Regions from separate parts of the Homo sapiens genome. Here region 2 is linked to region 1. The links are chromatin loops, found by intact Hi-C in ENCODE. Cell type or tissue: mucosa of descending colon. All regions are shown on one strand. Each heading gives the region's core, and the rest is flanking DNA. Links, peaks and the distances in the headings are about the cores only. Region 1 has its middle 27 kb from the start of GRXCR1. Region 2 overlaps LOC124900697 (a long non-coding RNA gene).

The links. Hi-C counts contacts between places; a loop is a spot of excess contacts. Peaks named below come from ENCODE experiments on the same cell type or tissue, not always from the same donor. Only the 100,000 strongest peaks of a DNase experiment are listed, where the experiment ranks them.
Region 2: a loop joins it to region 1, with 8 times the contacts of the local background. A loop is called at or near these places in 24 of 110 quality-filtered maps.

What each region holds. Positions count from the first base shown.
Region 1 is chr4:42,857,711-42,872,883 of GRCh38, forward strand. No RefSeq gene overlaps it. Among named protein-coding and RNA genes, the nearest start is that of GRXCR1, 27 kb to the right of the region's middle. In mucosa of descending colon, for the core only: a CTCF peak has its summit at 8,120 (motif pointing left); no DNase peak of the experiment used is centred there.
Region 2 is chr4:42,275,429-42,290,601 of GRCh38, forward strand. LOC124900697 (a long non-coding RNA gene) reads right to left here. Exons shown (of 2, transcript XR_007058106.1): 2 at 10,395-10,973. Among named protein-coding and RNA genes, the nearest start is that of SHISA3, 110 kb to the right of the region's middle. RefSeq lists enhancers at 8,826-8,965, 9,782-10,283. In mucosa of descending colon, for the core only: CTCF peaks have their summits at 5,145 (motif pointing left) and 6,743 (motif pointing right); no DNase peak of the experiment used is centred there.

The DNA.
Region 1 (15,173 bases), core at 3,337-11,336:
GTATTTTAACTTTCCTTATCACACAGGAAAACCATGCTTATATATTTTCTTCTTCAGAAAATTTACATGCTAGTAAAAATTACCATTTCAGTACTGTCAATAAAGGCTTATGTCTAAGTAGGAAATTGCTACATACAGAACAATATTAGGACTATTTGCTGTAATTCTAAGAAAGAAACCAATAATTCTTGGGTAATTTGAACTAGAACTGAAAAAATCTTTTGAAATGTAATTTAAGTATTTGTATAAAAATAGGTAGTAGTAGCTATCATCCGTGGAATGTTTACCATGTACCAATAACTGTTTTAATGCCTTTTTCACTTATCTTACATATGAGATTTTTGTAAGGACCAGATGGGACATGTATGTGAAAAGCTTTGGAAACTTTGAAGTTGCAAAGTTGTATGGAGTCCAATTTCAGGGCGAGAGTCCTCTGCTCACCAAAACACATACCACAGGCTGTATTCAGAAGTTTGAATGTCTTAATCCACTCATAAATATTATTATTAAACAACCTCAATCGTTTTTAATATATTAGAAATTAATGGTGGTAAACAATGAGAATTGGAATGATCTTCTGCTTGGGAATAAGACTTGAGGATAGCATTTTGCTGACACTGAGGTAGGGTGGGGTCCTCAGGTATATAATACTATAAGACTCATTTGCCATGCAGGCATATTCATTTAGATGAAAGGTAGGAAATCATAAGGTATAATGTGTGCAGAATATAGTAATTTTGAGTAGTTATTTGTTAAAAATATTCTGTTAGGTTTACATGTGTGTTTGCTAAAACAAAAATGAGGTACTCAGCATAATTATTTTGAGATTCATCCAAGTCGATACATGTATCAGTAGCTCATTTCTTTTTATTGCTAAATAGTATTCCACTGTAAGGATAGACCACAATTATTATATTCCTACACCTGTTGATGGACATTTGGATTGTTTCTAGTTTTTGGCTAACAAATAAAGCTGCTGTAAACATTCATGTGCAACTATTTATATGAACATATGCCTTTATTTCTTTTGAATAAATATTCAGTGTTGGAATTACTGGGTTACATGGTAGTGTGTATTTAATTTAAGAAACTGTCCTGGCTGGGCACGGTGGCTCATGCCTGTAATTTCAGCACTTTGGGAGGCCAAGGAGGGTGGATCATGAGGTCAGGTGTTTGAGACCAGCCTGGACACCATAGTGAAACCCCGTCTCTACTAAAAATACAAAGATTAACTGGGCATGATCGTGGGTGCCTGTAATCCCAGCTACTTGGGAGGCTGAGTCAGGAGAATTGCTTAAACTCAGGAGGCAGAGGTTGCCATGAGCTGAGATTGCGCCACTGCACTCCAGCTTGGGTGGCAGTGTGAGACTCCGTCTCAAAAAAAAAAAAAAAAAAAAAAAAGAAACTGTCCTACTATTTTTCAAAGTAGTTCTGACAACTTATATTTCCATCAACAGACTTTCAGTTGTTCAATACCCCGGCAAATACTTGGTATGGTTTTTAATTGTAGACATTCTAAGAGGTGATTAGTAGTATCACATTATGATTTTAATTTGCATTTCCCTAATGATGGATGACGTTGAGTATTGTTCATGTGCTTACCTACTATCAGTAAATTGTCTTTGGCAAAGTATCTGTTCAAATCATCCACCCATTTCTGAAAACTGGTTGTTTTCTTCTTATTATGTTATTATAGCTCTTTACGCATTCTGGATAAAAGTTCTTAATCCAATATGAGACTTCCAGATATTTCCTCCTAATATATGGTTTGGTCTTTTCATTCTTTTCACAATATCTTTTGCTGAGCAGAAATTCTTCACTTTGTTGAAGTCTAATTTATTATTATTTTATGAATGGTGCTTTTGATATCTTATCTAAAAAATATGTACCTAACCCAAGGCACAGAAATTTTATCCTAAGTTTTATTTTAGAAATGTTATAGTTTGAAATTTTACATTTATATATATGATCCATTCCTGTGTTAGTTTTTGTATATGGTATGAAGTATGGATTGAAGATTTTTTTTGGTGTATAAATTTACAATTATTCTAATAACATCTGTTAAAAAGACTATCCTTTCTCCACTGAATTGTGTATGAAGCTTTGTGGAAAATCAATTGACTATATATGGATTGGTCTATTTCTATTCTATTGATTCATTTATCTACCTTGGAGTTAATAGTTTAGTCTCAATTATGGTAGTTTTGTAAAAAGTCTTGAAGTAAGGTAAAATGCTTTGTTCCTTTTCAAAGTTATTTTTGTTATTCCAGGTCCTTTGCATTTCTAACTGAATTTTAGAATCGCTTGTCAACTTCCATAAAAAAAACTGCTGGGATTTTGATTGATTGTGTTAAACCTTTACATCAATTTAAGAATGCTAACTTAACTAAATTCAGTCTTCTGACCTACAGAAATGTTGTATCTCTCTGCTTAGTTTGGGCTTCTTTAATTTATCTCTTTAATATTTGGTAGTTTTCAATATTAGGTCTTGTATATACTTTAACAAATATATTCCTAAGTAGTCCACATCTTGTATTTTTTAAAAAGTTGCTGTTTCCAACTGTTGCTAGTATATAGAAATACAGTTGATATTTTTAACATTGATCTTTGATCCTGGAACTTTGCAAACTCAGTTTTAGTAGCTACACAGATTTTCTGCATAGATTTATTATCAGAACATCTGAAAATGACTAGATACGTCTATGGGTAGTGGGATTATGAGGGAAATTTGGAGTGATCATTATGTTTTCGACTTGGATTGCTTGACTGTGATGTCTTTAATGAGAATTCAAAATATAGAATTAAGAGTATGTTTTGCAAGAAGAAATGTGATTAAATTCAATGCTGGATATGTTGAGTTCTAGGTTCCCATGAGGATACAATGGAACTGTTTAGCAGGCAGTCAGATCCATGTTCTGGGAGCTATCAGAAATGGAGATACACATTTGGGAGTCATCACCAAGAATGGTGGTCTGCTGTGTAGAAATATATAAAGTAAAAAGCAAAAGAAGAGAGTCAAGGATACAACTCTGGGGAGCATCATGTTTAATTTAGGATGGATAGTCTTGGGTATTTTCATAGGCTGAGAGAAAAGAGAGGAAATTAGAGGAAAACTCTTCAATTTCCTCGTCTATAGCACTTTTGTTTTTTCAGAATCACTAATATCTATTTCAATTAAGAGAAGGTATATTGATTCCTGCTTGGGGTCGTATTTCTGTTTCTGGCTTCTACCTGGCGTCAGGGTTAATGAAAATGAAGTTATTTCTCAGCCTGTCAATTCAGAAATGAAATAGAATTTCTGAAATCGCAAATCTGAAGATAGATTCCAGGTGATTGTGAGTCTACCTGTACATTATAATGTTTTAAAAAGGTTTTTAGGCCAGGCGCGGTGGCTCACATCTGTAATCCCGGCACTTTGGGAGGCCGAGGTGGGAGGATCACCTGAGGTCAGGAGTTCGAGACCAGCCCTGGCCAACATGGCAAAAACCCATCTCTACTAAAAATACAAAAATTAGTCAGGCATGGTGGCACATGTCTGTAATCTCAGCTACTTGGGAAGCTGAGGCAGGAGAATCGCTTGAACCCGGGAGGCAGAGGTTGCAGTGAGCTGAGATTGTGCCACTGCGCTCCAGCCTGTGTGACAGAGCTAGACTCCATCTGAAAAAAAAAAAATAGAACTTCAGCATTATTTATTTAAAGTTCTTATAAAATAAACACAATTCCTTAGTGATATCCTTTTTTCTTTACTATAGCAAATTGCCTTTTGTTCCTGTGCCTATCTTCTTAAAGGGAGGATGGTTGAAAACACACCTTTAATTTTGTTTCTACTTTAATGTCTTTGCCTTAGGAAAGTTGTAATCTCTTTCTGTGTGTGAATGATGTGAGAATGTATAGTGAAGATGATCCTGGCATGAAGTGGTTCTCACTACTTAAAAGTTGGCTTTGCCTGTGATCTGCGGCATATGTGGGAAGATGCCTGCTGCTCTCAGAAGTAATCATGCATTGTAGGGTGCTTAAGATGAGGGGCTTAGATTTTCATAGATGGAGGAAGTAATTCCAAAGTGGACTGCATGGGAGTCTTTCTCTTAGGAGATCAGGGCGTGCTGGATACTGCAAGGGTTGTATTTTCCAAGCATGGACTGCTTGGTCCTGCAAACGTTAGATTCCATGAAGCTAGACTTTGGTGCCTGTTCTATGGAGAAGGGTATAGAAAATTCTCAAAGCACACTTTGCCTTAGTTCAAAGTCCAGTTGTTTTGTGGGCAGCATGTCTGCTCCCATGTTAATATTGTGATATTCATTCAGTTCCCATGTTTCCCTTTATCATCAATGTATTTGTCTCCTCTGACATTGGTTTGTATGCTACACATGGCCTGGGTCAACCTTAGCCTTCCCTAGCTCAGCTTTGGGCACTGAGATGCCACTCATTTCCAGAGCCAACATGGCACTGTAGAGACTAAAGTAGGAGATTTTAGTCCAGCAATCAGTAGAGGACAAGACAGTTTTGCTGCCAAAAGCCACAAAATTGTACAAGCCCCCACTAGACACTGAATTGTAGCCTTACTTTACATTGTTGGCCCTCTCCATGCAACTGGGTTTCTACCTATCTCAAGTTAATTACATCAGTCCCTGCTAGTACTGGAGCTTAGTCCTGAATCCTTATGTACTCTGACGGGCCTCAGAAACTGCCTAGTTCAGGCCTACCTTTTGCTACTTGCTAGCTTTCTCCTTACTATTTGTGGCTGAACACAATCTCCCATTTTCTGGGGCACTTGATGGAGTCTGTTACTAAAGAATGATGATTCAGAATCCTGACCCAGTCCTCTCCCCTACGTCACCCTAGCCTTGCATTTAAAATGACCCCCGCCTGGACTCTGCTGCTGCTGGGCCCACCTGCTCCACTCTTCATTGGATATAGGCGTCGTTGAATGTCAGATGAATTTGTCACACACTTCTGGAGACTGATCACGCCTCTTGATCTGTTTTCTCCAACCCTGATGCTGTCCATTCCTAGTTTTGTCTCTTTTATCCCTTCCTCTCTCCTCTCCTCAACAAGTCCCTTCTTTGAGCCAGCCTGAATAATGACATTCTTCCTTGGTCTTGACCTTTTCCTTGGCCTCTATCAGGCTTTACTTTCATTCTTGTCTTTCCAAATAAAAGCACATAAAAACTTTGCATTGTAATTGGAGAAGGGAGAAAGACAAATGACTAGGTGAGTTTGGAGAGCCAGATGCTGTGGAGCCCAGCAGGTGTGGAATGGAAGGGAAAATAATAGAGAAACAGGTGACCAGCATTTATCAGGAGAAACTAATAGGAAAGAGGATCTACAACAATACTTACAGCCTCAGGTGACTATATATCCAACAATGAACAGGGCAGAGCAATAAAGTGAACCTAAAACTTAAAAGAGTGTAAATATGATCTCATAGGCACTATCGAGAATTGATACCATGAACCAATGGTAATGGAACAGTGTCTCCACTAAAGCCGGTCTTAGTTTGGGTGATGTCGCTAGCTAGTTTTGTGACCACCCTGATTTTCTCCTTTGAAAATGGATGTGACTAAATTTTACCTCTAAGTTCCTTTCTAGTTCTGATATTTTATGAGCATTTTCCACAGCCCATTCTCACAACTGGGCCAGTACATTATCAGTTTAGCCAAGTGGTTTTTTTTTAAAGCCTTTATAGGTGCAAATGTTCCAGAAATGGAAAACAAATTATGGTTGTTGGGGATGATGGTATATGAAACCAGCCACATAAATTGTAAAATAGTAGTTATTGCTCTGTAGTATTTAATTTCTGGTTTCATAAATATCACAACATTTTGGCATCCAGCTTATGAAAGGTCTACCACTACCAAGTGAATTTGTGCTGCCATTCTCCACTCTGGGGAATTTTATTTTATTCCATGTGATACTCCCAAAAGGTTCTTAAGAGATATTTGAATGAAACCTTTTTATTGCACAGAGGTCATGGGAAAGTGCTGGTCATAGATAAAGGAAACATTAAGGATAAGAGGCATTTTCTAGTGATAGAAGCAAAAACCTTACTCCAGCCAGATATTTGAGAGAAAGGGACATTAAAGAGTTGATCTTTCAGTTCTGACGCCATGAGGTCTATAAGCTGAAATGCAAGATTCAACCATTTGAATCCCAGCTCTGCTTTAATGATTTTGAGTAAAGTATTAATGGCTTTAAACCTCAGTTTTCTTATACATAAAATGAGGACAATGTTAGATATTACCTGGCCTTATTTTAGGACTAAAAGAGATGGCATATGGAGTATTACTTTTGTATATAGGAAATTACAAAATGTGACTTTTATCATTGTTGTTTATTATTATTTATGAAGCATCCAGAATGGAGATTATTCAGTAAGAAGTACACCTATACAGGCTGGAATGAATTTCTCACTTCAACTTACACAAAGTATCCAGGATCTAATCTTCAATTAGACTTCAAAATGTAATATTATAACATTTGACTTCTGAAAAATTAAGAAAAATGTGTTTCACAAATAAAAGGGGCCAGGTGCGGTGGCTCACGCCTGTAATCCCAGCACTTTGGGAGGCTGAGGCGGGCGGATCACGAGGTCAAGAGATCGAGACCATCCTGGCCAACACGGCGAAACCCCATCTCTACTAAAAAAATACAAAAATTAGCTGGGCGTGGTGGTGTGTGCCTGTAGTCCCAGCTACTTGGGAGGCTGAGGCAGGAGAGTTGCTTGAACCTGGGAGGCGGAGCTTGCAGTGATAGCTGAGATAGCACCATTGTACTCCAGCCTGGCGACAGAGCGAGACTCCATCTCAAAATAAATAAATAAATAAATAAATAAATAAATAAATAAATAAATAAAATATAAAATAAATAAATAAATAAATGTAAAGAACAAGAATATTTTGACATTCAAAGTAGTAAACAGCTAAACTGTCTAAATAAGCTCTGAGAATGGAATATACTTTCATATCTTTCCAGTATGAGAAGCAACTTCTCAGTCAGATGTTCCAGCTATGGTATTCTTTGTAAAATAACAACAAAAAATTAGTAGGAACATTTCTATTTTAAAAACTCCTATTTATTGAACAGTAAGTTGCTACTACTGAGCTTTTAATTTGCCCTCCCACCTACTTTTTATTTGTAAATGGAATAGATAATTAATAAAATCTGTAAAAACATCTATTTGGACAAATGATGCTTTTGAATACACATATGCTAAGTTATAGCTGTATATCCTCCTTATATAGAAAATGAGAAATCCCAGCGGCATATGTGGAATATTAACTCTTGAGAAGGAAATACTTGAGTTGTTTTCTAATCTATTGCCTAACTTGGGAAAAAAATAAAAATGACTTATAATATGTTATGGTTATTTACAGGTATGCAATAAATCCGTATTTATAGATGTTGAAAAAACATGTTTTTGTGTGATGGGACTACTATCCAGTTTTCTTTCCATTGATGATGGAACTAAGAAAAGGAGTAAATCATTTTTCTTTAAGTGTGCAAGTGACATATCTATTTAGATTTATTTTTTCCTCAATAAAGGGTTTTCTTCAACATTCAGGGGAATTACAACAGCAGTAAATGTGATTAATTTTTTGGCAGATGCTCTCCCTGACCTTCTATGTCTGTTAGGCATCATATCTACCTAATTTCCGTATTCTTCTTTACTTCATTGATCTCTATTATGCTGTCTGTCAAATTATACTAGAAGTTTCTAGAGGGCAGGAGCTTATAGAGTTTTGAATCTCTCCTATTTAGCATGACATGAGCTCCATATAATGAGTTGAATTAACAGTTGCAAAGATGAACAGAACCAGCGTCTTGGAGGAGAGGCAGGAGGGGTACGCAGGTCCCTGGAGGGATGCTGTTAACAGACATGAGATCAGAATTTCCGTTTGGATGAGACGTAATGGGAAGGGAGGTATTTGAGAATCTTAAAGTACCCCAAATGGCCTGGGTTAGGGTTTAGGCCCAACTTAACCCCTTTTCCAAATTCTGCTAAGGCTGGAGAGGTCTGGGAGAAATAGAAGATAAATTAGTTCAACCGTTCTCAGTAAGGAAAGCACTGCCCCCTGGAGGTTATTCTGGAAATTGTCAGCATGTTTTCTGGTTGTGAAAAGATTGGGTAGGTGATTGTGGGAGGGGTGTGTTACCACTATTATGTAGTAAAGTAGGATCCAGGCATTTTAGATGTCCTGTCATGTGTGGAAGAGCCCTGGAGAGTAAATAGATATGCTGTAACCTGTACAATTCTCATGTTAGCCTAGAAATGAATTCCATCTGACATATACATACAAAGTGTTTACAACATGTAAATTAAAAGAAGAGTATAGCATTTTGTTTTGTTCAGCAATTTACCAAAAGTTATTCATCATTTCAGAAAATCATGTCACTGATTGCAGACTGCAATGTTGGTCATGCAATTGAGCAGTTGACATGACACACCTGTTAATTTGCATGGGTGCCAGTTTGCAAACCATGAGAGTTTGCCTGTCATACCCAGTAATGAGTGGTTCTTTGTACTGGTGCAGGCATCAGGCCACTATAATACATTTTCCAGTGTAAGGCAAGTCTAACTGCTTACATAATGAAATATATAAGGTATATTAATTTGCTAGGGCTGCCATAACAAAATACTACAGACCGATGGCTGAAACAGAAAATTCTATTTCTCACAGTTTTTGAAGCTGGACGTCCAAAATCAAGGTGCCTACAGGGTTGATTTCTTCTAAGGCTTCTCTCCTTGGCTTATAGATGGCCACCCTCTCATTGTGTGTTCACATGGTTGTCTCTGTGCACGCACATGTCTAGTGTCTCTCTGTCTCTGTCGTAATCCCGGTTTTTGTAAGGACACCCATCATACTGGGTTAGGACCCACCTTAAATACCCTATTTTAATATACCTCTTTAAAGACCTTATCATCAAATGTGGCCACAGTCTGGACGCTTAGGGTTACAGCTTCCACTTATGCATTTTTTAGTCGGGGGAGGGGGGGTCATAATTCAGCCAAAAATATATGGCTTCTTATAAATTAGTATTCATTTATTTCTTCTTCATGGTAAACTTAGAGTGTTAGATTGTGCTTTGTGTGAAGGTAGGTTATATAGTTCCAAGATTCCTTTACAGAATCTCTTTGCTAGAAATTGAGTCATGGGGGTGGTTACCTTCATGCTGTTCTTGTGATAGTGAGTTCTCATGAGGTCTGATGGTTTTATAAGGGACTTTTCCCCTTTTGCTTGGCACTGCTTCCTGTCATCATGTGAAGAAGGACGTGTTTGCTTCCCCTTCCACCATGATTGTAAGTTTCCTAAGGCCTCTCCAGCCATGCTGAACTATGTGTCAATTAAACCTCTTTCCTTTATAAGTTACCCATTCTTGGGTATCTTTATTAGCAGCGTGAGAATGGACTAATACAATACCTAATATTGGGTATCTTTATTAGCAGCGTGAGAATGGACTAATACAATACCTAATATAATGTAACGCTCAGTGGAATATGGGAGCACCCTGTAACCAAACACATTGAATTTGTTGTAGCAAATATTTACAAGTAGGTGGGATAAATAGAATAAATTGCCCCCATCAGTTCAGCTGAGGAGACGCAGTGATGTGAGGTTTAGCACCAAACTTAGATAAAAGTTTTCAGTTTTCAGAGCTTATCGGGCTTTAGAATTACAGAGAAGAAACTGTGAAAAAAGTGTTATTAATGTGTAGATGGAATATAGCGTCTATGCAGTTCTTTTCAGAATAGTAAAAAGAGATATTAAAATATTTGGTGTAACAGAGGATTTTGGTTTTGATACAGTTAGGAACCATTGATACAGTTGAAGAAACTCAGACTTTTGAATAACCATATGCAGTGAATCATTGACTGAGTTATGACCTAGACTTGGGGTCTGAAATGGTTCTCTGAGGTGAGAGCTCATTTTTAAAATATTGAAATGTACAAGTCGGGCTATTTATCTTTACCTGCTTTTACAATAAGGGATTGCTTTCAGGGCCACTGATATGTGCTTTGTTGATATGAGAATGCTATTTAGTTCTCTAAAAAAATGAAACATAAAGCAATAGTCAAAAAAGCCAGATGAGCTCTGCAGATTGTCAAAAGGAGGTTTTGTCCTTTTCCATTTCCCATAAAAGCCCAGCTGTGCCACCTTCTAAAACTGGAACTTGTTCATATGCTCACCAGGTGCCAGGGAATAAAAATCATAAGTGGAGAAAGCTGAAACAAGATGTTTCACAAATAGAAAGAGAAAATGGGAATAGGGAATGAGGTAAATGAAAAGGTAAAAGAGAAAAAACAATCTAGCCATATGGAAACACTTTGATGGGTAAAGTGCACTTAGAAGTTTATTAAGCAGGGTGAATTTATTGGATAAGAAACAATCATTAATCCACTTAATTGTTCTAGTTGGGTTTGCTGCTCTTGGTTCATCCACTCAAAGTCTCTGGCTTATATTTTTACATTTAACAACATAGGAGCCAGAGCCAGTGAGTAGGGAAATTTGGAATAAACCCAGACCTACCAATTCTGAGTGCAGGTCTCTTTTTGCAAGGAAGATTTGGCTTAAGTGGATACTCTGAGAATAAGGAGAAAGGACATACCTGAGATTGTTTACAAGGGAGCACCAGGGAGTTTAAGCCTGAGTGGTGTGTTATACTAAGAAAGGGGTGAATTTTGGCGAATTTTCCTCAGTTGGGGTTGTTAGTTGTAAGCAACAGAAAGCTATTCAAATCAGGTTAAGTAAAGAGGGGTATTAACTAGGGGTATACAAGGCAGGACATAATGCCAGAACATAATGCCAGGACTCATAAGGAGTCCAGAGCTGGAAATCCCAGGAATCAAAGCAGCAGTTTTCTCCATCTTGTTTTCTCTTCTAATTACATGTAATTTGATGGGTCACCCAAAGGGCAGGATTATATGACCCACTGCCCACTTGGTAGAGCTGCTGGAACAGATCTGTGAAGAGGCATGGCTAAGGCAAGCAAATTGAAAATATACCTGCTAAAAAATATCATGGATGAGGCATTCTATTGACTATGTGGAAAACGGTGGATCCAGAGCAGGTTGGCAGAAATACATCAAGACAACAAATTGGCGAAAACATGGTGCTTTGTTGCAATATCAAAGCATTTTAAGAAAAGATTTGGTATGAACTTAGTCAATTAAATTTATTATTATTTCACTGGAAAATTAAAATTAATATTAATCTTTAGAAAGGCAATTTGTCTAATTCCTTCATTTTTAGAATTCATTCAACACTTTTGGAATATCTTCCAGGTGCCAGTCACTGCTGGGATGTGGCATTTATCAAAATTGTTTAAGTCTTTGTTCTAGTGCATCTTGCATTCCAGTGGGGGAATGCAGACCATAAGACACAAAGACATGTGAAATATGAAGAATAATACATCAGGTTAAGGGAAATAATGACAGAGGAATATGATTTTATCTATTTTCAGGGGAAGGCAGTAGTGATATGTAGAGTGATGATATAATTTATTGTCTAATGGGGATACTTTGAGTATGAAAGCAAGCACTATTGAGTAATTTCTCTGGGATAACAGGCATCAGTTGGGACTTCCAAGGGCAACCTGTAATGCATGGTTCCCCTCCAGAGAGAGTGGCTTTTGAGCAGGGACCAGGAGATACTGGAGAGCAGGAGGTGCGTTTATCTGAGGCAAAGTGGACCAGGAAGAGGGAATGCTTGAACCATTCTGCCTGGACTGGGCATTGGATATTTGTAATTTTATAATTGTTAAAACAAGGAGAGGATATCACCATGGCGTTGCCTTTCCTAGGAATGCTACCTCAAGGACGAGTCTTTGAAGACCGTCTGGACTGCCCTGTTGGAGCCTGACCACTGATGCAGGTGATTGTTCGTAGGAGTAGAAGCCTTGCTGGTCAATTGGCAGCCTTTTCCAAACTATATTCTGAGAGAGATGGCTTCATGAGGAGGTTGCTTTTAAAAAGGCTGGGCTTAATTGTGACTCTATGTTGAGAAACACTTTCTGTCTAGTGACTTGGCTTGACCAAATCAGGATGGCTTCTGTGGGATAACTGCTGCCTCTCTTTTCTGGGTGTTCCAATTTCTGTACAAGGGAGACTCTGCTTCTAGGTGCCCTCTTGGTATCCTCAAACAGCTTTGGGTGCTCACCCTGCTGCTGTTGGGTGTCATGATTCATCTTATTGAGCACCCTCTGGCTGCTTTCCTGTTGCCTCCTGCTCTACACGTACCCTGCTCAGCCCAGTAAGATCATATTCTGTCAAGAAACTGACTCTGGAGTTAGAAGGCTGGGGATCCTAGCAGTTTGGCTCCTCCTCCTCCTCTTCATCACCATAAAGCACCTGTGGGCACAAGATGTTGTGGCACATGACAAAAACAGCAATATTTTAAGATTCACAATCATTATTCATGGGGCATGTTTTGCCAGATACTTCCTCACGTACCTGTGAGATGGGTATATGCTATTAGGTGGATCTGTGTGAAGTTACTTAGGCTCTATCATTTTGACCTGCAGAAATCACAGTTTTCTATAATTAGACCTAATATTTTTTAGGCAAAGAAAGGGAAGTTCAGGGGGAAACTTGTCAAAGCCCAACATCTGGAATCAGAGCCAGTATTTTAATGCAAGACAGTTGGCTCCTGAATTCATGGTTCTTCCACTGTGCCTCACAGACTAGATGCTGTATAAAGTAGATTAATTGCTTCTGTCTTTGGAAAGCTTTCAGACTAGAACACACGAAGTAGGGAGCTTTGTGGAACCTATAAAATTCTGTAATCCTGCAAAACACTGACCCAGTGCTAGAATATCTGGAATAGAGGATGAAATCCTAACACCCAAGCTGTGAACACTAAGAAAGCACCGTGAGCTTGGGAATCAAGAAGGGAAATTAACAGAATAGTCAAATGAGAGTCTGGATAAGAAGAACTGCAAGGATAATGCTGTGGTCTGGATGTGAAACAGAAGCCTGCTCGAAGCTGAGCATTAGTTTTCAGTGAAGGTTCATTAAATCCCAAGTCTCTCAAGATGTCTAGAGATAAAAGTAGGCTGGGAAACTGCCTTTTACTAGAATGGGACTGGAACCAGTAATAGGAATGAGACCAGGAACCAAGGAATCTCTCTTTGTGCTGCCACTGCCCCCTAAACACTGCTTCTGTTTTCCTCTAGATGTGTGCATCTCCTTTTTCCTCTATTTATAAACAACTTTCTCAGTTTATCTATGTACATAGTGGAAAATTATCACTCCAGGGAAGTCCCTGAATTCTAGTTGCCCACAAAGACTGATGAAAATCACTGCATCTCAATTAGAAATTCCCTGGAGAGACAAGCGAATTGATCAGGATATGGTCAGAGGTTCCCGGAGGTCAAAGTAGGTTCTGTGACCTCTGGCTGCGTATCTGGTGATGATATAGGCAGATACTCTCAGGAGGGGACTTGGTACAGGAGGCAAATTGACATGTTTGCTATAATTGGTATTAAGCCAAATTGGGAAGCTAGAGATTTTGGTTTCATCCTTCTGTTCTTTTCTGGTGTGTCTGAGGTCATTCAGGAATCATCACAGCCTACCCCAATGTATTTGGCTGCCAACATTATCACCTCTTTGAAAATTATTTTTTTCTCTCATTAAGAAGTTTTGTGAGTGATCATTTTGCAAAACTGACTTTTTCAGATTCTGCTTTTACCACCTGATGTGTAAGACACAGCATATGAGAGCTATTTGGAAACTAAAGCAGAAAACGAATGCCAAATCTCACGATCATATAACTTTATGATGAGTTGAATGCCACCTGGATAACGTAGTAGAAAATGCTTCTTAAGATCTTCGTCTCAACTGTGCTTAGTCATCTTCTAGATTGTAGAACATCGCTTGATGATCTTTGCAAATTTCTATCAGAAATAAGAAACCCAAATGAAGGAATAAACTTAAAGTTGACAGCCCAGTTTCTGTGACCTCTCATTGACACTTCTTTGGAGTGTATGTCCTGTGCAGACTGGGCCTGGGCAGTCTTTGATCTATTTTGAACAGATGCCTGTAACAAAAAGTTAGCTGGGCTTTAGGGACAGCTAATGTCTCCACAGGCTGTAGAATGTTATTAGGGCTTGATTGCAATCTGCTGACATGATAGAACTGAATTAAAGAACAGGAACTGCCTGCTTGGCAGCTCTGAGAGCAATTGGAAAGCTCAGAGAAGGCACAAGCAATAAGGAAGAAGGAACGCTGACAGAAGCTGGGCAGGCAGACAGGGCTCTTTAATTCAAAGGGGTGGATGTTAATTAATTTATTTTGGGTGAGGGAGATCTGATTTCTAAGCTAGACTACAAGCTGTTGCCAGTGTAGTTGAGGACAATGTCCTAACAGCTGTAGGAATATCATGCATCTTCTGGGTGGCTGACCTCATATCATATCCATCTTCCTGTGTCCAGATTAACCATGCACTGGCAGTTGGACCTGAGCAGCTCATTTTTCTTACCCTTCAACATTACTTTTATTTTACGTGTCTGTCTAGCTGCTTTTCTCTGCTCCTAGCTCCACCAAAAATTTCCCTGGAGCCTCACAACTATCCATGGCAAGTGAAAAGAAAAACAAACATAAATGAATTGGAAATTGTCACTCCTGCTAGAATGGCATGATTTTAAATACATGAAGACTTACCTTCGCATACTTTTAAGACAGGTCAAATGCTATCCAGAAAAAAAGGCTAGGCATTAAAATACACTAAAGAAAATGTCAGGCTTATGGTTTCCTGATTTCCTGCCTGGTCCTCTGCTCTTTCACTGCTGAAAATTATTTTCCTTCAATTCCATTGTTTCACCTAACAAAGGACATGTCTAATGATTTCCTCCCACATGCAGTTCTACAGAGGCATTTATTATAGTAATTAATTTTTCAAGGCAAAAAAGAGTGTGGTGTATTATGAAATACAAACAGAAGTGAACGAAAGTTTTTGAGTGATCTTCCAAAGTATTTTGATGTAGTGGAAAGAGCACTATCTTTGGGTATAGAAAATTTGGTTGAAGCAAGTCACTTAAAAATCTAAGCAATCTTGTTCATGTTTGTTAGAAGTCATCAATCTGTGGCATTAAAAGGGTGAATTTTAATGTATGTAAATTATACTTATGTGACTAGAAAAACTTAAGGAACAACTATGCTTTGCTCATTAAATATAAAA
Region 2 (15,173 bases), core at 2,805-10,804, 580 kb before region 1:
ACTGGTACCAAAACAGAGATATAGACCAGTGGAACAGAAAAGAGCCCTCAGAAATAATGCCTCATATATACAACTATCTGATCTATGACAAACCTGAGAAAAACAAGCAATGGGGAAATGATTCCCTATTTAATAAATGGTGCTGGAAAAACTGAATAGCCATATGCAGAAAGCTGAAACTGGATCCCTTCCTTACACCTTATACAAAAATTAATTCAAGATGGATTAAAGACTTACATGTTAGACCTAAAACCATAAAAACTGTAGAAGAAAACCTAGGCAATACCATTCAGGACATAGGCATGGGCAATGACATCATGTCTAAAACACCAAAAGCAATGGCAACAAAAGCCAAAATTGACAAATGGGACCTAATTAAACTAAAGAGCTTCTGCACAGCAAAAGAAACTACCATCAGAGTGAACAGGCAACCTACAGAATGGGAGAAAATTTTTGCAACCTACTCATCTGACAAAGGGCTAATATCCAGAATCTACAATGAACTCAAACAAATTTACAAGAAAAAGACAAACCCATCAGAAAGTGGGCTAAGGATATGAACAGACACTTCTCACAAGAAGACATTTATGCAGCCAAAAAACACATGAAAAAATGCTCATCATCACTGGCCATCAGAGAAATGCAAATCAAAACCACAATGAGATACCATCTCACAGCAGTTAGAATGGCGATCATTAAAAAGTCAGGAAACAACAGGTGCTGGAGAGGATGTGGAGAAATAGGAACACTTTTACACTGTTGGTGGGACTGCAAACTAGTTCAACCATTGTGGAAGTCAGTGTGGCGATTCCTCAGGGATCTAGAACTAGAAATAACATTTGACCCAGCCATCCTATTACTGGGTATATACCCAAAGGATTATAAATCATGCTGCTATAAAGACACATGCACACGTATGTTTATAGTGGCACTATTCACAATAGCAAAGACTTGGAACCAACCTAAATGTCCAACAACGATAGACTGGATTAAGAAAATGTGGCACATATACACCATGGAATACTATGCAGCCATAAAAAATGATGAATTCATGTCCTTTGTAGGGACATGGATGAAACTGGAAACCATCATTCTCAGCAAACTATCGCAAGGACAAAAAACCAAACACTGCATGTTCTCACTTATAGGTGGGAATTGAACAATGAGAACACATGGACACAGGAAGGGGAACATCACACACCAGGGACTGTTGTGGGGTGGGGGGAGGGGGGAGGGATAGCATTAGGAGATATACCTAATGCTAAATGACTAGTTAATGGGTGCAGCACACCAACATGGCACATGTATACATATGTAACAAACCTGCACGTTGTGCACATGTACCCTAAAACTTAAAGTATAATAATAATAATAATAATAATAATAATAATAAAAGAAAGGTTGGGGAAGATTGTGCAGAAGGGAGAGAGGAGCAAGGAAGATCTGCAGGATGATAGTTCACTAGACAGGCCAGGTGGAGAGGCAGAGTGGAGGGCATTTTAGGCAGAGAGAAAAATGTGTGCAAAGTCAGAGTGGCAAAACACCCTATCATATTGTGTTCAGGGAAATGAAAGCAGTTCCATATGGCTGAAGTATAAGGAGCAAGGAAGATGAAATGGAGAGAGAGGCATGGGCCTGAGAGGGAGGGGCCTTATTTGGTCTTTATTCTGGAATAAAGAATAAATGGATGAACCATAACTGAAGGCCTTTAAGCAAGAGCATGTTAGCATCCCATCTGAAGTTCAGAGAAATACTCTAGCAACGAAAAAGAAACAGGATCTGAGGACAGACACTGGAGGGCAGAGATGACAAGGACCCGAGCAAGGGTAGCTGCAGTGCTGATCAAGAAGACAGAATAGACTGGAGAGAGGGCTGAGAGGCAGAACTGATGGGAGTTCATGGTCTCCATGATAGACAGCAGCTCCTTTGATCCTAATGTCTAGATTAGGAAATCAAGATCAGGGGTTCTTTTTCATTTAGTATCTCCCAAATCGAACACAGTTCTTGGCAGACACTCAACACTTGGTAAATGGATAAATTCCATTGTTTAGCAAACACATCTTCAGCCAGGAGCTAAGTGAATGAGTCAAGAAATGAATCAGTGAATGAGTTAATAAATCAAATGACTATTTCCTGGTTAGTTTCTGATGGTCCTCCAAAGCAATTAAAGACTTCTCCTTCATTTCTACCACTGTCCCCATCACACGGAGAGCAGAAGTCACAGTTGGAATATTGCAATATCCTCCTAACTGATTCTGCAGTCTCTATTCTTTTGCCAAAAGTCCCAAAGCTAGAATGGTTGTGAAGTGAGGCTTCTCAGTTCAGGATTGTCTTGACCTCAGCTAAGCCTCAGCCACTCAACTTTTCCCATCATTTCTCTCCTCGATGGAAATAATGATTCTTATTCATCTACCTCACACAGATGTTGGACAGATTGATTAGTTAGTGTTCAAAAATTGCTTGGAGGATGAAAAGTGCTGATTATTATTATTATGTTGTCTAAGAGAAATTCCCTGCCTTTGAAAGGGAGCCATAGAATGGTCACTGACATTTAATTTTAATGCGCTACATCTCACAGGTGGAATATTTATTTACCAATAAAGAAAAATGTCTCTACATAGAATAGCTCCTTGAAGCCCATTCATCTGTTTTTAAAAGATGGAACTGAATTACCATCATGGAATGTAATTTGGGCAACATGGTTAAGGTTGATGTCTAGGCCTTGTGTCAGCAAGGGGTTTGCCCCCTTATCCAGGGGCACTGATGGTAAAAAATGGGGTTGCCTTTTGTAAGCCAAATGTCACCTCAAATGCTTCTGACATCAACCTAGATCATACGCAGAGTATTGGATGACTGTATATATACGCTGTATATATAATTGTTTTTCTTCCTTCCAGAATACTCTGAACTTACAGCTTTTCATCTTGGCCAGGAATGAATAATGGTTTCTTAGGAGTATCTTTTTTTCATTTGTTTGTTTCCTTACAAAGGTGATTTTTATGACTATACCACAGAAAGTTCAATATTGCATAACAACAGCAACAAAAAAGCAAGTGAACATTTTGAATTTTCCTTTTTTTTTTGGTTTGGAGCTTAATATAAAGTAAGGAAAAGTTGTAAGAAAAGTTTGCATTTAAATAATGGGGAGGGAACTCTTAATTTGAAGTGTGTAAATGTAGAATTGATGCTGGTGGCTTGGTATTCCAATCTTGATTTGCTGCTAGTTTTCCTCAGTAACTTGGGCTTTTAGTGTGATTTATGCCTAAACTTTTAGAGTAAAATTTATGAACTGCATTAAGTGCTAAGGAAGAAGCATAAAAATCAGCAATTTGAGAGTCTGGAGCAGTGGAGTGCTGTGTACAAATAGGCTAAATGGAAATAATAGGCTAATAGATGCGTTGGAGAAAAGCAAATGGCTTTCTGACATCAAGGAATCAGAGCTTTGGGAAATTCTTTAATTATCGTCTAATTGGCTGGGTGAGATAGTGTTGCGAAAGATGTATGAAATCAAGAAGTGAGAAGTTTCATTTTAAAATGAAACAGGTTTCTGTAGGGGAACGGTGAAATGTATGGCAGGATTTTACTAATGCAATCAATTGGACCAGCGTAGAACATCACAGAAGCCACGTCTTAGGACTTTGCCCAGCAGATGGCAGAAGCGAAGGTTCCAGATCAGGTGCGTGGGCCTGCGGAGCCATGATCTGTCTTCTAAACCCTGCCCCTGTGGCTGCCCAAGCATTATGGGTGGGGGGGCCCGGCCACTTTGCACTTTTGTTCTTGGGCTACATCTTGACTTTTCCCGGTTGTGTGCCCGCGTCCTCTTCTTCCCACGTTCGATCTCCAAGATTCCTCTGCCAGCCATGGGGTCCCCTGGGAGGGTGTCCATGCACTTTTCCTACTGCCTTTTTTCTTTATTCCAGAGCAGTTGCTGTGGACACTCAGCCCTCTTGATTTCTTTTCTATCCAGGAGTGCTAAGAGACAGCAGGAGTGGGGCCTTGGGAGTGGGGGTTATTGTATAAGCCTCCGAGCCAGGAGTTTAACCTTTACCCTTCGCCACAACCCTATGTGGTAGACAGCATTTTCCCTTTGGCTAGATGAAGCAACCGAGGCTCAGGGAGAATCAGGAGCTTGCCGAACGTCCACAGGAAGTTTTCAGAACAGCAATGGACCCTTTTCACTCAATATTTCCTGTAACTCTTGACCCTTCCAAATTTCTGCGGCGTTTAAATTCCCTGGTGTCATGTGGATCCATGACCTCTGGAAAGGGTGGTTACAGGAACTCTAAAGAGGTCTCAGAACATAGAAAACTTTGATGACTCAGGGCAAGGCGAACTCCCCACCCCAGTCCTCCCGGACCAGACAGACAGTGTCTCCATCAGAGTGAGAGAAGCTGCAGAAGGAGCCGCTGCAAGGAGACATTGTGGGTCTCTGAGAGAGGGAGGCCCATATGCCTCACCTTCCGGGGTGGGCTAGGGGCTAGGATCGGGTGGAAATGAAAGCCCAGCTGGTTTTAGAGGGCAGAGACGTCCTGAGGAGCGTGGCTGGTGTGGCTCCCAGTGGGGCCTGGGGCAGCCTCTGCAGCTCAGGAGAGGCCCAAGCCACAGCAGAAGAACCCCAGCCGGAAGGAACCGTGGAGACTCCAGCGAATGTTCCTCCAGACTTCTCAGGTGGCGCAGCTGAGGACAAGCTGGGAAGGGGAATAGCGCAGAGGGAAAGATCCAGACCACAGCTCCTTCCAGTCCGCCTTGCTCTGAATCACGGCTGCTGCCAAATGCAGGACCACAGTTTGCTGACAAAAAAGGGTTCTAGGCAAATGCATAACATTTTAGCATCTTAGGGGGGGCTTAGTAATCCCTGATTAAGAAAATGTCGTCATTACTTGAAAATACCTTTGATCTATCTATCATTACATATATTAAATAAAATTACTGACCTATTAGAAAACCCAGAGTGGTTCTAAATAAATATTTTCATTTTCCAAAGAAGAAAAAAATCAAGTCAGATGCCAGTCTGCAACACTGTGACCCCACATAGCCCAATATGTGCCAATATGTGCCAATATGGTGAAACGAGGAGGAACCATGATTGACTCAGCTAACCTTTCTGCCCCCTAGTGGAATGGGGACTCACTACAGAAATTGAGTTAAGTTAGGGAAACTTCAATTTTTGTAATTATTGACTTATTTATTTTTGAGATAGGGTATTGCTCTGTCGCCCAGGCTGGAGTGCAGTGGTCAAACTCAATTCACTGCAACCTCTGCTTCCTGGGCTCAAGTGATCTTCCCACCTCAACCTCCAGAGTAGCTGGGACTACAGACGTGTACCATCACATTTGGCTCGTTTTAAAATTTTTTGTAGAGGAGGTCTCACTATGCTGCCCAGGCTGGTCTCAAACTGCTGTGCTCAAGTGATCCTCCTGCTTTGGCTTTCCAAAGTCCTGGGATTACCGGCGTGAGCCACCACCTGGCGAGTTAGGGAAACTTTAAAGTTTCGGTTTTAGCGTTTGGGAAGTGAGGAGCGCCTCTGCCCCACCACTGTGCAACCTTGGAAGTGTGAAGTGACAGCCTTGTGTGTGATCTTTTCTGTTTTCCCCAAGTTTGCATTTTCGACATTAAAGTTTACTTTTTAATAAAAAAAAAGTTTTGGTTTTAGGTTTGTGGATGGGGATCTGTACCCTGAAGCAGCATTGACCCCAGGTTTTTCTGCCTCCCCAAACTGCTCATTTCACTGCACCCGGAGGAAGCGGCACTGTTAAATCAAGAAGTCAACATAATTTTAGCAACTGTTATCTCCGTATTATCTAGATGCCTAATATATATTTTTTAAATTGCACTGTTCAAACCCATTTAATTCAAGGTTCATTTTCCCCACTCATTTCCACTCAATTTAATGAGATTTTACTCAGTATTACATTAAGGCAAATCATCAGGGATCCAGGGATCTCTTTTCAAATATTTTCAGTGTCTTAAACAAAAAAGGCACTCTGTAAGTAAAAAATCACGAAGACATGAATGACTTCAAGATAAGGCATACTTCCAGTCATCCCATACATGAGAGCTTCTCACATATGAATCATTCATCTATTTGAAGTGAGTTTTCACACTTCGGGATAACCCAGTTGTTCTCAACCCTCATCATCATACTTGCAAAAAAGAAAGAGTTCAAAGGGCATTTATAGCAAGATTTTGCAGGTGTATGACCCCTGACCTCATAACGACTGAAGCAAAATTTCCAGGAGTTCGTCAGCCTTCATTTTAAGAAGTTACATGACTTGCCTGGGGTCACGTGGCTTGCTGGTGGCCTGAATGGTACTGACTGGACTTTTGCTGTGGTTTGTGAAACCTCAGGGGAAGGGCAGTGAGGATGTTTTGTGGTAGTTTCAGAGATTCACCTTCCCGGCAATAATGGTTCTCACTAGCACAGAACTGTCGGTTTGTGAGGTCTTTTTCTGGTTGAATTCTTCCAGGGTGACTGAGCTGTCGTCTGCCCTGGGGGCTACTCAGCAAGAAATGCATCTTCTCAATGGTTAATAATGTTCATTAAACTTCATCCTGCCCAGCTCTGACTCTGAACAGCAGCACTGGCTTTCGCTCTGACTTGCAAACCAATGCATCTGCTTCTCGCAGAAAATGTACTTAAACGCTGCATATATATCCTGAGAAATTGATGCTTTCCAGAATTCAGCCCGGACAAGAGCAGCCCTAGTTGGCCCTTTTCACCGTGTGTAGATGTGAAAGAGAGAAAATTCCTCTAGAGGGCGCTCGTAGATTCTTCATGAATGGAGTGCTGGTGAAATGCAGTTCTCCACAAATGGCGCAGACTGCACGGGAGCGAAAGGGGATTTATATAAATAGATGGATGTGGATATGCAATTTTTTTCATCTGCAAATAATGCCTCTTTGTTTTTCTTTCTGATCAGCATCAGTGAAAATCATGCACATGTGGGAAAGTGAAATATGGAGGATTTCTTTTTGTTTCCTTTGTGAATGAATAGTGAACCCTCACCTCTAGGGGAGTTTGCTGTAGTTCACTGCAGTGTCATATTTATAATTATCAGGAGAAGGAGGGAAATTAAAAGATTTGACTGCTTTACTCTTCAGCGGTTGAGCTGTCGGCCCTGGGGACATGCCGGGAACTTCATGTTCTGGCTGAGCTCTGTGGAAATCCTGGGGAATGGCTATTTGACCTCTCATTCAGCCACCTGAGGAAATCAGCTTTGGTTAGATCAGATGGACCATAATTGGCTTTGGAGTTGTTAAAGCACACTCTGGGTACACATTTCTCTATGTTTTGAAAAGCGTGTGTTTTCCTTGGATCAGATCAGCATGTAGGGGAGTCAATCACAGCTTGGGTGGGTGGTTGGACTAGAATGCTGTTTCCCAAGACCTGCTCTGCCTCTCAGCCTCCCCCAGTGACAGGGTGCCTGCCTGGCCCCGCTGGGCCCTTCTCTTCCTCCCCTTCCTCCCCTTCCTCCCCTTCCAGCCCAGGATTAGGGAGAGAGGGCTGAGTCTGCAACCTCAGCTTCCTGGGCTCAGGAGATCTTCCCACCTCAACCTCTCGAGTAGCTGGTATAATTTGCAAGGGAGGCATGGGTTTGGGTGATTTTAAGGGTTCTTTTCTTTTCCTTTTTTGAGACAGAGTCTCGCTCTGTCGCCCAGGCTGGAGCGCTATGGCGCGGTCTCGGCTCACTGCAAGCTCCGCCTCCTGGGTTCACGTCATTCTCCTGCCTCAGCCTCCCGAGTAGCTGGGACTACAGGCGCCCGCCACCACGCCCGGCTAATTTTTTGTATTTTTAGTAGAGACGGTTTAACCATGTTAGTCAGGATGGTCTTGATCTACTGACCTCGTGATCCGCCTGCCTCGGTCTCCCAAAGTGCTGGGATTACAGAGGTGAGCCACCGTGCCTGGCCTTAAGGGTTCTTTTCAACCCTTAGGTTCTATGACTCCATGAACGTGTGGATTCTGAAGTGAGAAGAACATAAATATGAATCAGTGTGACTTCAGCCTTGTAAATGGTATAACTGCTTTCCCTGCCTCTAGTCATGCCCCTCCCCAGATCATTCGCCAGCACCAGGATGATCCTTTACAAATGTGCATTGGATTATGGTTTTCTTTTCTGCTAAAAACTCTTCAGTGGCTCCACATTGCCCTTCATGAAAATGTCCAAACTCCTTAGCACACACAACTTACAAGGCTTGTTACAGTCTGTCCTACAACCTCAGCCCTTCCTCCTGGATGACAGGCAGCTCTCCAATGCACACACTCTGTCTCTCTCATTTCCAGGCCCATGCTGCCCCTTATGCCTAGAACACAGCCTCTGGGCTGACTTGCACACTCCTTGCCTGGCTGATGTTTTTCATCCTTTAGGTCTCGGCATAGGTGCTTCTTCCTCTGAGAAGCCTTACCCAACTCTTAAAGACTGAACGAGGTGCCCCTTCTTATGTTATCTTAGCATTCTGTTCTATCCTTAGCCCTGGAGACACAGAGTTTGTTCTTAGAAGCTGAAAGGCGTCCACGAGGATGTCTGGTAGTGCTGTCTGAATGTTCAAGTCCATTGAGAATGAAGTTCAGAAAGTTTTTAATCTACCTGAGAACCCAAACTGCCCATCCGGACGCTCAACCTTGTTAAATCAAGTTTAGTCTAAAGCTGCCTCCTTACATATTTTAAGTTAGGTCTAAAGGTTTCTCTGTACATTATGAACTGTAACAAGTGAAAGTGTAAACAGACCAGAGCCTACACATGTGCCAATCACCCGAGTTTTGGCCAGTCAAATGTAGCTAACTGTTTGAACCTGTTCAAATAAGGCAAATACTGAGCTGTAACCAATCCGGCTGTTTCTGTTCCTCACTTCCGTTTTCTGTACATCACTTTCCTTTTTCTGTCCATAAATCTTCTCCAACATGTGGCTGTGCTGGAGTCTCTGAGCCTAATTGTTCATTGCTCAATTAAACTCCTTTAAATTTAATTCCACTGAAGTTTTTCTTTTATCAGGCAGAACACCAATCCTGGAACCTATTAAATTATCCTAAATTTGGCCTAAGACCACCTCCCATACCTTGAGTATCACTAAGTAATAAACTGCAACCTAACTTAGTATGTAAACAAATGAAAATCCAATGAGGAGTATATTTTATAGCAAATAGCTGGGTGTCCAGCTTCTGCCAATCACAGGCTGCCATCTGAAAGACCACGTCCAAATTAAGCAAACGCCAGGATGTAACCAATCCAGCTGTTTGTGTACCTCACTTCCATTTTTCTGTCTATAAATATTCCCTGCAAAGTGCCCGCTTTGCAGAGGGGGGCTCTCCTAACCTCTTCTGCTTCTGAGGACTGCATGATTTGCGAATCCTTTGCTCAAATAAACTCTATTAAATTTAATCTGTTTAAAGTTTTTCTTTTAATAATCCTCTTCTCTTCTTTTCTTCTCTTTTTTCTAGACAGAGTCTTGCTTTGCTGCCCAGGCTGGAGTGCAGTGGTGCTGGCATGCTCTAGCTCACTGCAACTGCAACCTCCGCCTCCCAGGTTCAAGCGATTCTTGTGCCTCGGCCTCCTGAGTAGCTGGGATTACAGGCAGCACCACCAGGCCTGGCTAATTTTTGTGATTTTTAGTAGAGATGGGGGTTTCACCATGTTGGCCAGGCTGGTCTTGAACCCCTGACCCCAAGTAATCTGCCTGCCTCAGCCTCCCTAAGTGCTGGGATTAGAGGCATGAGCCACTGCACCCAGCCATACAATCCACAGCTTTCTGTCTACATTAGCAGAACTTTGCACCACTCTTCTGTCTTCATTAGCATGACTTTATTTTCCCAGAACCTGCCTATCGAGGCAAATGGATTGATTGTTCGTTACAGGAACTTGCAAAAGACTCTTCCAAACTCTTCAGTGGAAAGCATCAACAGACAATTTGTGCCCTAAATCTCTGAATCCTTTGCTTCCAAATTCTTGCCTTGCTGTTTCCACCAATTCTGGACTGTTCTATTGTTACTGGGGTGTCTCTGTTTTTAGAGCTTCCAAGATGGTGGCAAGCTTCTTGTTCTCTGACCGGGGGTTCTTGGCCTCACGGATTCCAATGAATGGAACCTTGGGCCATGTGGTGAGTGTTATAGCTCTATTAGGAGCCGTGGGTCACGGAAGAGAACTGTGGAACCCAGCTACTAGCGTTCAGCTCGATTAGGACGAACCCTGGGCTCTTAGCCATGCAGGAACAATGGCAAGCCTTTAGCCTGATTGGGAGCAGCAATGGGTGGCTCGCTGGGTCAGGAGCACAGCGGACACCCTGCCAGATCTGCAGAGGTGGAAGTCAGTGGTGGGTCTGCGATGGCGGCAAACAGCAGTGGTGGACAGCGAGCGAAAGCTCAGCTCGAGCCATAACAAACATAGACCAGAAGAGTGTGCAGTTGCAAGATTTAATAGAATGAAAACAGAGCTCCCATACAATGGGAGGGGACGCAATGGGGGTTGCCGTTGCCGGCCCGAATGCCTGGGTTTATATCCCGATCATTGTCCCTCCCCACTGTGCTCTCAGGCGATAGATGATTGGCTATTTCTTTACCTCTTGTTTTTGCCTAATTAGCATTTTAGTGAGCTCTCTTTACTACCTGATTGGTCGGGTGTGAGCTAAGTTGCAAGCCCCGTGTTTAAAGGTGGATGCGGTCACCTTCCCAACTAGGCTTAGGGATTCTTAGTTGGCCTAGGAAATCCAGCTAGTCCTGTCTCTCAGTCCCCCCTCTCAACAGGAAAACCCACATACTATTGGGGATGTTAGCCAACGACTGCTCTTAACTGCTTCCTGCTGAATTGGGGCTTAGTAGGGGTCGTGCAGTTGAGATTTCCTCGGAAGGTGTGCCTTTGATGTCATCAACATCGGAGCATGGGCTAACAGGCCGGTCTAGGGCTCTGTGGTAGATCTTAGTCATGGACTGCATCTGGGGCTCCATATGAGGAACCATTTGCAGTTTTACAGCTTTGAGTCTGGAAGAGACAAACAACAGGAGGTTAAAGATACAGGGATTGAAATGTATGGCTTGAAGTGCAGGGGATTATTTCTTTGGCACATTTCACAGGCCCTGACTATCTGCTTGATAGTTTTGAAAAGGCCTGGTCCAGTAAATAATAAATTGGCCATCTGATAGATGCTATCCATGCCCAAGTGAAAGGTTTGGTGAAGGGTTTTAAGTAATTTCCATTGATTAGCTGCAGGCAAAAGTATTTTCCCTTTTTCGGTGGCTAGCCATCCTGAGGGGAGGAAACTATGTCCTCGTGTCTATTTCTCCTGCTGAGTACTGGGGCTTGGTTTCCCGGAGGGGATTACCCCATACTAGGGATCCTTCTATAAGCATTTCTAATGGAGGGCCTGCCTTGTGGCTCTTTTGGCTTCAATATCCACTTGGTGGTTCCTTTCTATTTCCTTTTCCTTTCCTTTCTGATGACCCCAGCAGTGTAAGACTGCCACCTCTTTAGGTTTCTGTACAGCCAATAATAATCTCCTAATGGCTTCCTGATGTTTGATCGGTGTTCCCTCAGAAGTTAGGAATTTCCTATCTCTCCATATTGCTGTGTGGGCGTGGAGGACTGGGTAAGCATACTTAGAGTCTGCATATATATTTACCCTTTTTCCTTCTCCTAATTCTAGTGCCTGAGTGAGGGCTATTAGTTCTGCCAGCTGAGCACTAGTTCCTGGAGTGAAGGAATTACTTTCAAGTATTCCATTATCACTGACCACTGCATACCCCACCTTTCAAAGTCCTTTTTCTACAAAGGAGCTTCCATCAGTATACAAGTTGAGGTTGGGATCAGTCAAGGGAACCTCTAGAAGGTCCCCTCGAGCGCCGTAGGTTTGAGCAATCACCTGTTGACAGTTATGTTCTATCTTTTCTTCATTGTCTGAAAGAAATGTGGCTGGGTTAAGAGTTGAACAAGTGGGCAGTCGCAGCACTGGCCCTTCAAGTAATAGAGCCTGATATTTAAGTAAACGGTTGTCTGACAGCCACAAGTCTCCTTTAGAAGTGAGTACGCCGTTTACATCATGAGATGTCCACACAGTAAGATCTCTTCCCTGTATTATTTTAACTGCTTCAGATACTAAGACTGCTACTGCCGCCACTACCTGTAAACAATGAGGTCAACCCTTTGCAACTACATCAATTTCCTTACTCAGGTATGCCACAGGTTGCAAGCTCATCCCTTGGACCTGTCTAAGGACTCCTAGAGCTATTCCTGTTTTTTCTGTGACATATAAAGAAAAGTCTTCCCCGTTGGCAAGCTTAACACTGGGGCTTGGGTTAGGGCCTTCTTTAGGGCCTGGAAAGCTGCTTCTGCTTCAGGTGTCCATCTTAATAAATGGGTGTTGGCTTTCTGAGTTTCCTTAATTAGGGTATATAATGGCCTGGCTATTTCACCGTACCTGGGAATCCACATTTGGCAGAAACCTGTTATGCCAAGGAACCCTCTTAGTTGCTTTAGGGTTTTGGGATGAGGATAAGCCAATACAGGCTGGATACATTCCTCACTGAGGGCCCTGGTGCCTTTGGATAATTTTAGCCCTAAGTATTTAACCTGCTGTGAGCAGAGCTGAGCCTTTGGTTTGGAAACCTTGTAGCCACAGGTGGCGAGGAAATTTAAGAGCACTTGGGTGGCTTGATGGCACAAGGTTTCTGAACGGGCAGCTAAAAATAAATCATCCATGTACCAGAGGACAAGAGTGTCCAGGTAGGAGAACTGGCTCGGCTAATGCTTGGCCAACTAGATGGGGGCTATCCCTGAACCCTTGGGGTAAAACAGTCAAGCTGAGTTGAGACATTGGGTTCGAAGGATCTCCAAAGGCAAACAAGAATTGAGAGTCAGGATGTACAGGGATGCAGAAAAAGCCATCCTTAAGGTCCAGGACTGTAAACCACTCTGCTTCTTCTGGTATTTGGGAAAGCAGAGTATAAGGGTTAGGAACAACAGCCTCATTGATAATCCTGAGATCTTGCACTAACCTCCACTGTCTGTTGGTTTTCTGTACTCCTAAAATTGGAGTATTGCAGGGGCTACTGCATGGTTTTGCTAGGCTTTGAGCTTTTAGGTCCTTAACAATCTTTTGGAGTCCTTGTTGGGCCTCGGGTCTAAGGGGGTACTGCCTTTGGTAGGGAAAGGAGGCATAATCCTTTAGTTTAACTTGAACAGGACAGGCATTTGTTGCTCATCTGTATTGTCCTTCTGTTGTCCAGACTTCAGGATTAATTCCTTCTTCAAGCAGGGGACAACAAACAGGTGTTCCTTCTCCTATGTTCAGGTGTATAATGGCCCCTGCTTTTGCTAGAATGTCTTTCCCTAACAAAGGAGTGGGGCTTTCAGGCATAATTAGAAAAACATGTGAAAAGAGTAGAGTTCCCCAGTCACAACTTAGTGGCTGGGAGAAGTATCTAGTGGCTGGCTGTCGTAGAAACCCTCGGATAGTGACAGATCTGGAGGACAGTTGTCCGGGACAGGAGAGTAAGACTGAGAAGGCCACGCCAGTGTCCAGGAGATAGTTAACCTCCTGACCCTCAATGGTCAAGCATACCCAGGGCTCTGTGAGGGTGATGGCATAGGCTGGCGCTTGCCCTGGGCACCCTGAGTCCTGGGGCTGAATCATCTGGTTAGTGGCTTCTGACTCAGAGGACCTTCATCCCCTGGGGCAGTAGGCCTTCCAGTGATTCCCTTGACATAAGGAGCATGGACGAGGGGGTGGCTTATTTCTATTTGGACAATCTTTTTTAAAGTGTCCTTGTAGACCACACTGGAAGCAAGTCTTATTAGGCATTCGATTTGCCCAGCTTTTCCCTTTTCCAGAGTGTCCAAAGTCTGCTTGCCTGAGGGCCATGACTAAAGTGGTGGCCTTTTTTTAAAATCTCATTTGTCCATTCCACCTGATCCTCCTGATCTCTATCATAAAAAACTGAGGTTGCCAAGTTCAATAGGGTTTCTAAGTTTTGCTCCCGGCCTAACGCAGACTTTTGAAGTTTTTTTCTAATGTCTGCAGCTGACTGAGTGGAAAACTTATCCTTTAAGATTAGTTGGCCTTCAATAGAGTCAGGTGACAGAGAGGTATGCTTTCTCAATGCCTCCCTTAGTCTCTCCAGAAAGGCAGTAGGATTTTCTTCCTTTCCCTGTGTTATAGTGGACATCATTGAATAATTCATAGGCTTCTTCCTAGTTTTCCTTAGTGCTTCTAGCGCGCAAGTTAGTAAATGTCTGCGGCACCAATCTCCATGTTCTGATTCTGTGTCCCAATGAAGGTCTACGCTGGGAACTGCCTGCTGGCCTGTGGGGAATTGTTTTCTTTCTTCTGTTGTCATCCTATCATTGACCTGACTGAGATACCAGAGATCATCAAACTCTCTGGCTGCAGTTATGGTGGCACTTCTTTCATTTGGGATTAGTGTCTGATCTAGCAGTAACAGTATATCTCTCCATGTTAGATCAAAGGATTGTCCTAACCCTTGTAAAGCATCAATATAGCCATCAGGGCTATCTGATAATTTACCTAGGTTTGCTTCAAGTCTGACAGGGAAAAAAGATACATACACTCTGGGCCGAATTCTCCAGAATATATCTTATGGGCGTTTTTGCCTTGGGGGGAATGTTTCCCATCTGAAAAAAAAACATAGGGATGCCAGCACCCCTAGTCATTTTCCAATGAGCATTAGTCTTAGAGTGTCCTCTGTGGTCCTAATGCTTATTCCTTTCCAGGGTGCGTAACCACCCATGGACTTCTGCTTATCAGATTAGTTACGCTCACTGATGTAGCAGTCCTGCACCCCTTTTCCCGCCTTTCTTGATCACAAAGAAAGGGGTCTGGGCTGCTGGATTCTAGTGGTCCTTTACTGGTGTGCCTAACATTGCCTTTGCACTCAGAGGTGAGTTCCTTTCCAGGGTGCTTAACCACTCATGGAACTCTGCTTATCGGATTTGTTATGCTCTCTGATGTAGCAGTCCTGCACCTGTTTTCCCGCCTTTCTTGACCACAAAGAAAGGGGTCCAGGCTCCTGGATTCTAGTGGTCCTTTACCAGCATGGCCAACATTGCCTTTGCGCTCAGAGGTGAATTCTAGACCTGGGCTGGGTTCCTGAGTATTTCATAACAACCCAGCTGCCCCATCAAGATGCATTCCCATAAACAACAGTTCTTATGCAAATTCATGTCAGA